Regions from separate parts of the Homo sapiens genome. Here region 1 is linked to region 2. A link is an interaction called in ENCODE POLR2A ChIA-PET data of the cell type or tissue named here. Cell type or tissue: Panc1. All regions are shown on one strand. Each heading gives the region's core, and the rest is flanking DNA. Links, peaks and the distances in the headings are about the cores only.

Region 1 (5,368 bases), core at 80-5,079, 410 kb before region 2:
AGAAAAGGTAGCTGTTAACCACCATCCCCTGTGCCTGGCCCAGAGCAATGGAAACTGGGTGTGGGCTCAAATTGTTCAGCTGAACTGAGTTAGAAGCTGCTCCCCAGCACCTGTCCAGAGCTTTGGTTGTTGCTCACTTGGCCTATATTCTAGCAACCTCTCCACTGTCCCACTTCACTTTGCCCTGCTATAACCTGCTATCTACACAACAGCCAGAGTGATTCTGTAAAAAAGTAAGTCAGCGCCCAGATGGTAGTTTCTAATGCTATTCTCCAATCAAAGGAACCAGGGCTCCTTAGAGAAATGGCAGATTCTAGGCCAGGGCAGGGAATATACAAAATGAGCCTGAGGCATCTTGCAGTGTCAGAAAGTGAGGAAGTGCTGGAAAAACACAATGGTGGAAGTACATCAAAGAAGCCAACTAAAATAGCTCCAAAGCTAAAAAGATTTGAGCAGCAAAAGAACATGGTATGGGTTTAGACCCCAAAGCACAAAATAACCCCCCACGAATCCATACGGATATCAATAAATGATTGAATAAAACAAATGAATGGGAGAAGAGAGACAAATCTCCCATGCAGAAGAATTCCAAACAGTTTCTGTAGATGCTCCCCTCAAGGAGGCGATGGAATTGGACTGCACACAGTCACCTCCCTCCCCAAAGCGGCATGGCAAGGGGAGAAGAGAGCGTCTCCACGGTGGAGAAACCTGACACACCTCAGCCAGGTGGTCAAGATCAACATCAGCAGGGGTAAGTCATGTTGACAGTATGTGGCCTTCATGCGATGTGATAAAAATGGCACTTTACCTCTGTGGCCTTCCTTGCTAACTATAACCCCAGATTAACCACGAGAAAAACATTGGACACACCCCAACTGAAGGACTTTCTACAAAATATGGGAATGGTACTCCTTAAAACCGTCAAGGTTATCAAATCAAGGCAAGTCTAAGGAACTGTCTAGAAGAGCCTAAGGAGACATAACAACTGAACTGTGATGTGGGATCTCAGGACAGAAAAAGGACAGTGGGGAGGAGCTAAGGAAATCTGCATAAAGCCAGACTTGAGGCAAGAACAGATCAATATTCATTGGTGTAAAATGTTAACTGCCAGGGAAAATGGGTGTGGGGTATATGGGAACTCTGTATTACCTTTGCAATTTTTCTGTAAATCTAAGACTATTCTAAAATAAAAAGTTTACTTTAGGCCGGGCGCGGTGGCTCACGCCTGTAATCCCAGCACTTTGGGAGGCCAAGGGCGGGTGGATCACCTGAGGTCAGGAGTTCAAAACCAGCCTTGCCAACATGGTGAAACCCTGTCTCTACTAAAAAAGGATACAAAAAATTAGCCGGGCGGGGTGGTGCATGCCTGTAATCCCAGCTACTTGGGAGACTGAGGCAGGAGAATTGCTTGAACCTGGGAGGCGGAGGTTGTAGTGAGCTGAGATCGTGCCATTGTACTCCAGCTTGGGCAACAAGAGTGAAACTATACCTCCAAAAAAAAAAAAAAAAAAAAAAAGAGCCGATCAGACATCTCTTTTCTGCTCAAAACCCTGCAATGATGTTTATTTTATTCCTCACATAAAAGTAAATCACGCCGGGAACGGTGGCTCATACCTGTAATCCCAGCACTTTGGGAGGCCAAGGTGGGCGGATCACCTGAGGTCAGAAGTTCGAGACCAGCCTGGCGAACGTGGTGAAACCCCACCTCTACTAAAAATGCAAAAATTAGCCAGGGGTGGTGGCGGATGCCTGTAATCCCAGCTACTCGGGAGGCTGATTGATAACTGCTTGAACCCAGGAGACAGAGGTTGCAGTGAGCCGAGCAAGACTCCATCTCAAAAAAAAAAGTAAACCAATATAGATTATACGCTAAACAGAGCAACTTCCAGAAGAAACCTTCTTTTTTTTTTTTTTTTTTTTTTTTTTTTTGAGATGGAGTTTTGCTCTTGTTGCCCAGGCTAGAGTGCAATGGTGCAATCTCGGCTCACCGCAACCTCTGCTTCCCAGGTTCAAGCGATTCTCCTGCCTCAGCCTCCCGAGTAACTGAGATTACAGGCATGCGCCACCACCCCTGGCTAATTTTGTATTTTTAGTAGAGACAGGGTTTCTCCATGTTGGTCAGGCTGGTCTTGAACTCCCAACCTCAGGTGATCCACCCACCTTGGCCTCCCAAAGTGCTGGGTTTACAGGTGTGAGCCACCGCGCCCGGCCGAAGAAACCTTCTAAAAACTCTGCAGTTTCATTCTTCAATCCAAGCCAGGGTCCTTTCGGCCGCCCATATGCCGCTATCCTCTCTGTCTTCTGCCCTCCTTGTGCTCCTCAGAGAGCCACCTGGGCCTCCCTGGACACACCAAGCGAGCACCTGCCTAAGGGCCTGTGCTCACTGTTCCCTCTGTCTGGAAGGTTCTCACCCAGGACTCTGCAAGCTCACTCACTTCCTTCAGGCCCCTGCCCAAATACTCACTCACCAGAGAAACCTGCCGGGACCTGTCGTAACTAGCAGACCTTCACCCTGTCACTCACCAGCCCCCACTCCTCACCACTGGATGCACCTTATTACTTATTTACTGTCCTTTCTCTTCAAGAATGGGAGATCTATGTGGGCAGGGACAGAGCTCTGTCTCATTCATGCTATGTCTCTAGTCCCTGGCACAGTGCCCAGCACATGACACCGCTAGAGATACACACTCGAGAAGTATTTGTGTGTGATGACTGAGTCGGAAGACCAAGTAGGGCTCCATCTGCTGGCAAGAGGAAAGAGCGTCCTCCATGTTAGGATGATAAAGGGCTGGGATCTGACCCTGGGGGAGGCCAGGTCTTCTGTGTCCCTGGAGCTAAGCAGAAAGGCAGCGAGGGGAGCCTGGATGGTCACCTGTTTGAAAGATGACTTCTTGCTTTCCTCCCCGAGGCCCACACTGACCATCACTGACCTTACCCACAGAGGGAAATCCAATCAGCGCCACACGGGCATCACCCGACTTCATGACATCAAAGCCCTCTCCTTTGGACGAGGCCGATTTGGACGGTTCCAGGAGCTGGGCCCGATACTTGGCGAGCTTAGCTTTCAGCAGGCCCAGATGATACTCAGTGGCTAAAGGATGGAAAGCAAGACAGAAGATGAGTGGCCAGGGTGTCCAAGCCCAGGGGTCAGGCAGGGCCCACATGTCGCCAAGTGCTGGCTGGGAAGCAACTGCTGTCAAGGAGATCAGGAGAAAAAAAAAAAATCTCTCTGCTTAAAAGGCCCCCTTGGCTTCTCACTTCATTTAAGATAAAATCCAGTCTCTTAGACCGGGCGCAGTGGCTGACGCCTGTAATCCCAGCACTTTGGGAGGCCGAGGCGGGTGGATCACCTGAGGTCAGGAGTTCGAGACCAGCCTGACCAACATGGAGAAACCCTGTCTCTACTAAAAATACAAAATTAGCTGGGCATGGTCGTTCATGCCTGTAATCCCAACTATTTGGGAGGCTGAGGCAGAAGAATCACTTGACCCAGGAGGCAGAGGTTGTGGTGAGCCGAGATCACGTCATTGCACTCCAGCTTGGGCAACAACAGTGAAACTCCATCTCAAAAAAAAAAAAAAAAATCCCGCCTCTTTGTTGAGACTTCACCAAATGGTTCTCACCAATGGTTCTCAACAGAGGGGGCACCGCTTCCTGGGGGGCATTCTGGAAATTCTGGGAGATGTTTTCTGTTCACTTTGATGGTGAAGTACGCATTGGCATCTATTGGGCAGGGGGCAGGGAAACCAGCTGCCCTATTAGGTGAGTCAGTCCTATGTAGCTGAGGAGAATTATCCCAAGTCCATGACTTGTCACATCCCAAAGGCATCCACAGAGGGAAAACCTGGGTTAGGATCGCCAGGCCTAGAACCTAGCTCTGTTTACATATAAACACAGGACATTTTGTACAGTGTTAATATACACTGAAATTCCCAGGAATGCAACTATTATGTATATGAAGGGAAGACTATGTCATGCTTTGTCTGAAACTTTACCTAGAGCTGCTCACCATTCTGGGATCCCACGCTGCCATGGCAGCCCCTCTTGGGGTGTAACTCAGTGGCCAATACAACACACCTGCATCGTGGCTGTCACATCCCCAGTGATTCTACCTAGAGGCATGAGCATTCTACTGCTTCAGGGTAACTTCGTTAGATCCTGGCAGCACTCCAGCATTTATGTATTTAAATAAATACCATTTTCATTATAAATTACTTTCCTTTTTCTTCTTCTCCTTTATATTACTATTAGGGTATTATATTGGTTTTTTTCAAATTCAAGTTATATTACTGATGGGGAATTTCATTTCAGGACTGTAAATGGTGTTACAAACTCTTTGCTCTAAAAGGAGGCCGTCGTTGAGACTGAGAACCAGGACCCTATGTTACCTGGCTCCTGGCTACTTCAACACACTCTGCTACATTCCAGACACAGTTGCTTTCTCCTCTTTTTTTAAAGAGATGGGGGTCTCATTCTGTCACTCAGACTAGAGTTCAGTGGCACGATTATAGCTCACTAGTCTTGAACTCCTGCCTCAGCCTCCTGAATAACTAGGACTACAGGCATATACCACCAGGACTGCCTAATTAAAAAAATTGTTTTTGTAGAGATGAGATGTTGCTATGTTACCCAGGCTGGTCTTGAACTCCTGGCTGTAAGCAATCCTCCTGCCTCAGCCTCTCAAAGTGCTGGGATTACAGGTTGAGCCACTGGGCCTGGCCTTTCTTTTTTTCCTTTTCTAGAATATGCTGACATCATTCCTTCCTTGGGACCTTCACACTGGCGATTCTCTCCATTTCAACGAGATCTTCCTGGAACTGGCTCCTTACCATCATTTGAGGTGCAGCTCAAATGTCACTTCTTCAAAGAGGCCTCCCCTGCCCAGTCTCAGAGGGCAGTGAGAGCTTGTGTCAGAACTCCACCCTGCCATTAGTGGGGCCATTTTACTTTGGAAAAGTTAGTCTTCTTGTGCATCAGTTTCTTAATCTGCAAATAGGGTTATTAACAGTAGTAACTTCTTAGGCAGATTTCTTTTTTTTTCTTTTTGAGATGGAGTCTCACTGTATCGCCCAGGCTGGAGTGCTGTGGTGTGATCTCAGCTCATTGCAACCTCTGCCACCAGGGTTCAAGAGATTCTCCTACCTCAGCCTCCCAAGTAGCTGGGACTACAGGCACACGCCACCATGCCCAGCTAATTTTTTGTATTTTTAATGGAGATGGGGTTTCTCCATGTTGGTCAGTCTGGTCTCGAACTCTCGACGTCAGGTGATCCGCCCGCCTTGGCCTCCCAAAATGCTGGAATTACAGGTGTGAGCCACCAACAAAGTCTCACTGGTGTCACCCCGGTTGGAGTGCAGTGGTGCGATCT
Region 2 (5,368 bases), core at 305-5,304:
ACACTCCTGCACTTTCTGCCTCTGAGCCTTTGCCTGGGCTGTGCCCTCAGCTGGAAAGACCTCCCCAAAGGCCCTCCCTTAAAAGAGTAGAAGGGCTCGCATCCCTCTTTCTTCCCGCTACCTTTTCCTTCATAGCTCACATTACAAATAAATCCATATCTAGGCAATCATTTCTGTAACGTCTGCTCACCTACCACGCTCTATGCTTCAAACGGGCAGGGGCTCCATCTGCTTGGCCACTGCTGCTTCCCAAGACAGGGATCTCAACCCTCGGCACATGGACATCAGGGGCCAGCTGGTGTGTGGTTCCGGGGGCTGCCTTGTGCGGTAGGATGTTTAGCAGCATCCATGGCCTTTACCCACTAGATGCCAGCAGCACCTCCCCAGCTGAGACAACCAAAAATGTCTCCTGACATGGCCCAGTGTCCCCTGAGACACAAGATCGCCCCCGAATGAGACCCACTGCTCCACAGCCTGGCACAGAGCCCCCTTGAATGAGTGAATACCCGATGACTTTACCCTTCTAATAGAACATGTGATTTTATTTTACCTCTCATCATGATCATGTAGAAATTTCATTTTCCCTATCAGAACAGAAGCTTCCAGAAGACAGGCCCATATGACCTCAGCTGTGCATCAATGCTGTTTGCCCATAGCTATTTGCTGAAGGAATCACTATCAAAGCACCAGAGAGCACCAGACTGAAAGCCAGCTCTGATTCCCCATCCCTGCCCACCCCAAGCCAGAATGCTGGGTGACTTTGCTACAGGAGTTAAGCTTCTCTGGGTCTCCTGTCTCTCCAGCTGCTGTAACAATTCTTTGTCCACTTGGGCTCTGGGAGGTTTACAACTTCACATCTCTATGAAGCTGTAGCTCCTAAGAAATCTTTCAGGTGGTTTTTACTTTACATTGTCTGAGAATTCTGATTATCACTAATAGGCACAATATTTACTAAGCACACTATTCTGTGCCCAGGACTGGCTAAGTGCTTTAGAGGCCCTATCTCATTTGATCCTCTTAACAAAACTATGAAATAGGTACTATTACTTTCGCCTTTGATGAAGGAGGAAACGGGCTTAGGGAGCTTGAGGAACCTGCCTAAAGACACACAGAGGCAGGCAGTCCTGCTGCCTCCGGCTGGTGAGGAGTCCTCAATCAGGAAACACTTTCTGCTTTCATACTTGAGACTGAAATTCCTTTTTTTTTTTTTTTTGAGACAAGGTCTCGCTCTGTCACCCAGGCTGGAGTACAGTGGTACGATCATCTTGGCTCACTGCCACCTCTGCCTCCCAGGTTCAGGCAATTCTCCTGCCTCAGCCTCCTGAGTAGCTGGGATTACAGGCGCCCACCACCACGCCCAGCTATCTTTTTGTATTTTTAGTAGAGATGGGGTTTCACCATGTTTGGCCAGGCTGGTCTCGAACTCCCGGGCTCAGGTGATCCACTCACCTCGGCCTCCCAAAATGCTGGGATTGCAGGCGTGAGCCACGGTGCCCGGCTAGGAATGAAATTCCTTCTAAAATCAAGCACACCTGGCGCCAGACAAAGGCGGACTTTCCCAGGTCAATAAGGCCTCACAGGACCTCCCCAGCATCAGGCCCCAACAGTCAAGCAGAGAAGCAGCTTTAGATCACTATAGAAGGGTCTGATTCAAGGAGTTGGGGGGCTTTGGCACCCCTTTCTGGATGCCAACCGTCACTGAGAAGCCTGGCCAGGGTGACCTCCTCCAGCACCAAGCTGGTCCATGAGATCCTTCAGGGCAGAAATAAAAGCAACAATGGAGGAAGGGCCATGCTCTGGCACTTTCTATGTACCTGATGCTGGACTTGAACAAACGACCACCCTATGAGGTAGATTCTATCAGTTCCCCCATTTTACAGATGACAGAACCAAGTAAAGGAGATAAATAACTTGGCTAAGTTCGCAAGTGGTAGACCCTGGATCTGAACCCAGGCAAAGTCCAAAATACATATGCATACCCACTATGCTACATTAGAGCTGCATCTCATTCATGGCTGTTTTCTCAGTACCCTGGTGTTCTACACGTGATTTATAAATGAACGAATGAATGAGAGTTTGTGGTTATACTGCCACTAAAGTCACAAGTTGCTGGATGCTTTCCTGGGGTCCACCTACACCACTGGGGCAAAGTCCCTTTACATACAGAAACTCTGGCCAGAAAACTAGTAATTCTCACCCGCCCCATGTGTAAAAAGACCCACTCAATCCATCTGCCTTGACCTGGCTAGAAAAGAAATAAGCACCAAACTCCTCATTTTGGCCAATGTTATTACAGGTAAGGGTTAGATGTGACCTGGCATGAATGGAAGAAGAATAATTGGCCGGGCGTGGTGGCTCACCTCACGCCTATAATCCCTGCACTTTGGGAGGCTGAGGCGGGTGGATCACCTGAGGTCAGCAGTTTGAGACCCGCCTGGCCAACATGGTGAAACACCATCTCTACTAAAAATAAAAAAAAATTAGCCAGACATGGTAGTGCGTACCTGTAATCCCAGCTACTAGGGAGGCTGAGGCAGGAGAAATGCTTGAACCCAGGGGGCAGAGGTTGCAGTGAGCCGAGGTCGAGCCACTGCACTCCAGTCTGGGCGACAGAGCAACACTCCGGCTCAAAAAAAAAAAATAATAATCATAATGGTGATCTCTTCTACATACAAAGCACTTTAGCAATAAAAATAACTGCCCAAGGCTGGGCGCAGTGACTCACGCCTGTAATCCCAGCACTTTGGGAGGCCGAGGCAGGCGGATCATGAGGTCAGGAGTTTGAGACCAGCCTGACCAGCATGGTGAAACCCCGTCTCTACTAAAAATACAAACATTAGCCAGGCATGGTGGCGCACACCTGTAGTCCCAGCTACTCGGGAGGCTGAGGCAGGAGAATCAATCACTTGAACTCAGGAGACAAAGGTTGCAGTGAGCCGGGATCGCACCACTGAACTCCAGCCTGGGCGACAGAGCGAGACTCCATCTCAAAAAACAAACAAACAAAACAAAAAACAACTGCCTAACAGCCCAGCAATGATATCCCAGCTGAGGAACTGTGCAGCAGCAACCAGGAGGGGCCTGTTACTATCCTCATTTTGTTTATTTATTTATCATTGAGACTGAATCTTGCTCTGTCACCCAGGCTGGAGTGCAGAGGCACGATCTTGGCTCATTCCAACTTCCACCCCCCGGGGTTCAAGTGATCCTCCTGCCTCAGCCTCCCAAGTAGCTGGGATTACAGGCATGTGACACTACGCCTGACTAATTTTTGTATTTTTAGTAGAGATGGGTTTCATCATGTTGGCCAGGCTGGTCTCGAACTCCTGACCTCAAGTGATCCACCCGCCTTGGCCTCCCAAAGTGCTGGGATTATAGACGTAAGCCACCGCGCCCTGCCTATTATCCTCATTTTAAAGGGGAGGGAAATGGAGCCCCACAGTGAGCAGCTGGTACCTGGATTTGAACCCAGGCTGGTGTGACCCCAAAGCCTGTTTATGGCCCCAAGCTATAGGACCTCCTTGCTTTCCAGATGACAAAACACAGCAACACTCACTTTTTTTTTTTTTTTTTTTTTGAGACAGAGTCTCCTTCACCCAGGCTGGAGTGCAGTGGTGCTATCTTGGCTCGCTGCAACCTCCATTTCCTGGGTTCAAGTGATTCTCGTGCCTCAGCCTCCCAAGTAGCTGGAATTACAGGCATGGGCCACCACACCTGGCTAATTTTTGTATTTTTAGTGGAGATGGGGTTTTGCCATGTTGGTCAGGCTAGTCTCAAACTCCTGACCTCAAGTGATCCGCCTGCCTCGGCCTCCCAAAGTGCTGGGATTACAAGCGTGAGCCACGGCGCCCCAGCTCACCTTTAATGCTTACAACAAAGCCCGTTCACATTTTTGACAGAAGAGGAAACTGACCCTCACAGAGGGAAAGTGACTTGCCCGAGGGATGCTGCAGTTAAAACTCAACCACTTTTCCTGATTCCGAATCCAGTGCTCCTTCCCCTACCCCGACCCTATCTCGCCTTCCAGATGAGCACAGTCTCCAAGAAGGGAACTCTAGGAGGCGAACCCAAGCTCCACTGGATTCTGCATGTTCTCCCTCAAGCCCCCTGACCATGGGCCTGCAGACGCTCTGAGCATGCCTGCTGTCCCTGTTCTATCAGCTGTCTCCACGGGGTCCCTGGTTTCTCATGCCCAAGGAGTGGGTGACTTGGGTCCACAGACCATCAGTGCAAGAGCAGTCCACTCTTCCCCCATTTACAGATGAGACCGAGGCCAGAGAGGAAAGGAAGACTCCCCAGCAGTCCTGGCTCCCCACCATAGTGCCTAACACATGGCTTCCCTGCCCCCTACCCCATGCTCGCCTGCTCCACCCTCCTCTCCTGCCTCTGCACAGCATTCTGGGCACCTTCTCTCCCCCAGCCTGATCACTTTGTGCAGAAAGAGGTTGCTCAACTAGCCGGGCGTGGTGGTGGGCGCCTGTAATCCCAGCTACTTGGGAGGCTGAGCCAGAGAATTGCTTGAACCCGGGAGGCAGAGGTTGCAGTGAGCTGAGATCGCACCATTGCACTCCAGCCTGGGCGACAGAGCAAGACTCCATCTCAAAAAAAAGAAAGAAACCGGATGCTCATTGTTCACCTGGCCCCTAGACTTCAAGGGTGCGAAGCCTGGACCACAGGCTTGCTCCTGTCTGGGGCCATGCAAGCATGGAGCCAAGCAAGAGAACACTTAGGGTTGTCTGCTGGACAGACGAAGGAAGGCATGGCTGATGGTGGTGTGAGACGATGCGCCTGGCTGCTTTCCTTCCTGGCCCTAAGCACACTCTTCATACTCTCCAGCAGCAGCAGCAGGAACTTCTCCCTCACTCCTTGCCGTCCCCCCACTTCCATCTCTCCCTGTCCCTGCTCACCACTCCCCAGGTCCTCCACCCCCACTCCACCTCTCTGCCCTCATGTTTTTCTCTTCCCCATCTCTCCCCTCCCCGGCGCGCGCGTGCACACACACACACACACACACACACACACACACACACACACGGGTTCAAGAACCAGTGGAGCGAAATCTGTCCTTTGCCAGCCAAGCCCCAGCCTGTACCTCCAAGCCCTGCCTCCCACCCTGCCTCCCCTTCCCTGGTGTCACATTCCAATCTCAGATCCCCAGTGACCCACCAGGAACAGGGCACAGCTCTGCCTCAATCACTGGGGAACAGGATGAGCCAGTTTCTCCCAGCCCCCTCAGGAAGCAGCCTGGGGAAGCTGCCCGCCACCTCCCCCTGCCCCCCGACCCCACCAAGCCCCTCACCCCACTCATCTAAAGGCTGACAGCACAAGATCCACACAGACCTGAGCATGCCCTTGCTAAAGATCAAAG

The links. Peaks named below come from ENCODE experiments on the same cell type or tissue, not always from the same donor. Only the 100,000 strongest peaks of a DNase experiment are listed, where the experiment ranks them.
Region 1: POLR2A ChIA-PET joins it to region 2 with 6 read pairs; 3 of 35 experiments call an interaction of 5 or more read pairs at or near these places.

The regions. Positions count from the first base shown.
Region 1 is chr17:18,091,536-18,096,903 of GRCh38, reverse strand. It overlaps DRG2 (developmentally regulated GTP binding protein 2), which reads right to left. Exons shown (of 13, transcript NM_001388.5): 2 at 2,931-3,091. Among named protein-coding and RNA genes, the nearest start is that of DRG2, 6.3 kb to the right of the region's middle. In Panc1, for the core only: a CTCF peak has its summit at 2,736 (motif pointing left); a DNase peak (open chromatin) is centred at 2,661.
Region 2 is chr17:17,686,235-17,691,602 of GRCh38, reverse strand. The region is part of intron 1 of RAI1 (retinoic acid induced 1); the gene reads right to left. Among named protein-coding and RNA genes, the nearest start is that of RAI1, 7.5 kb to the right of the region's middle. In Panc1, for the core only: no CTCF peak of the experiment used is centred there; no DNase peak of the experiment used is centred there; H3K4me3 peaks cover 475 bases; H3K27ac peaks cover 4,873 bases.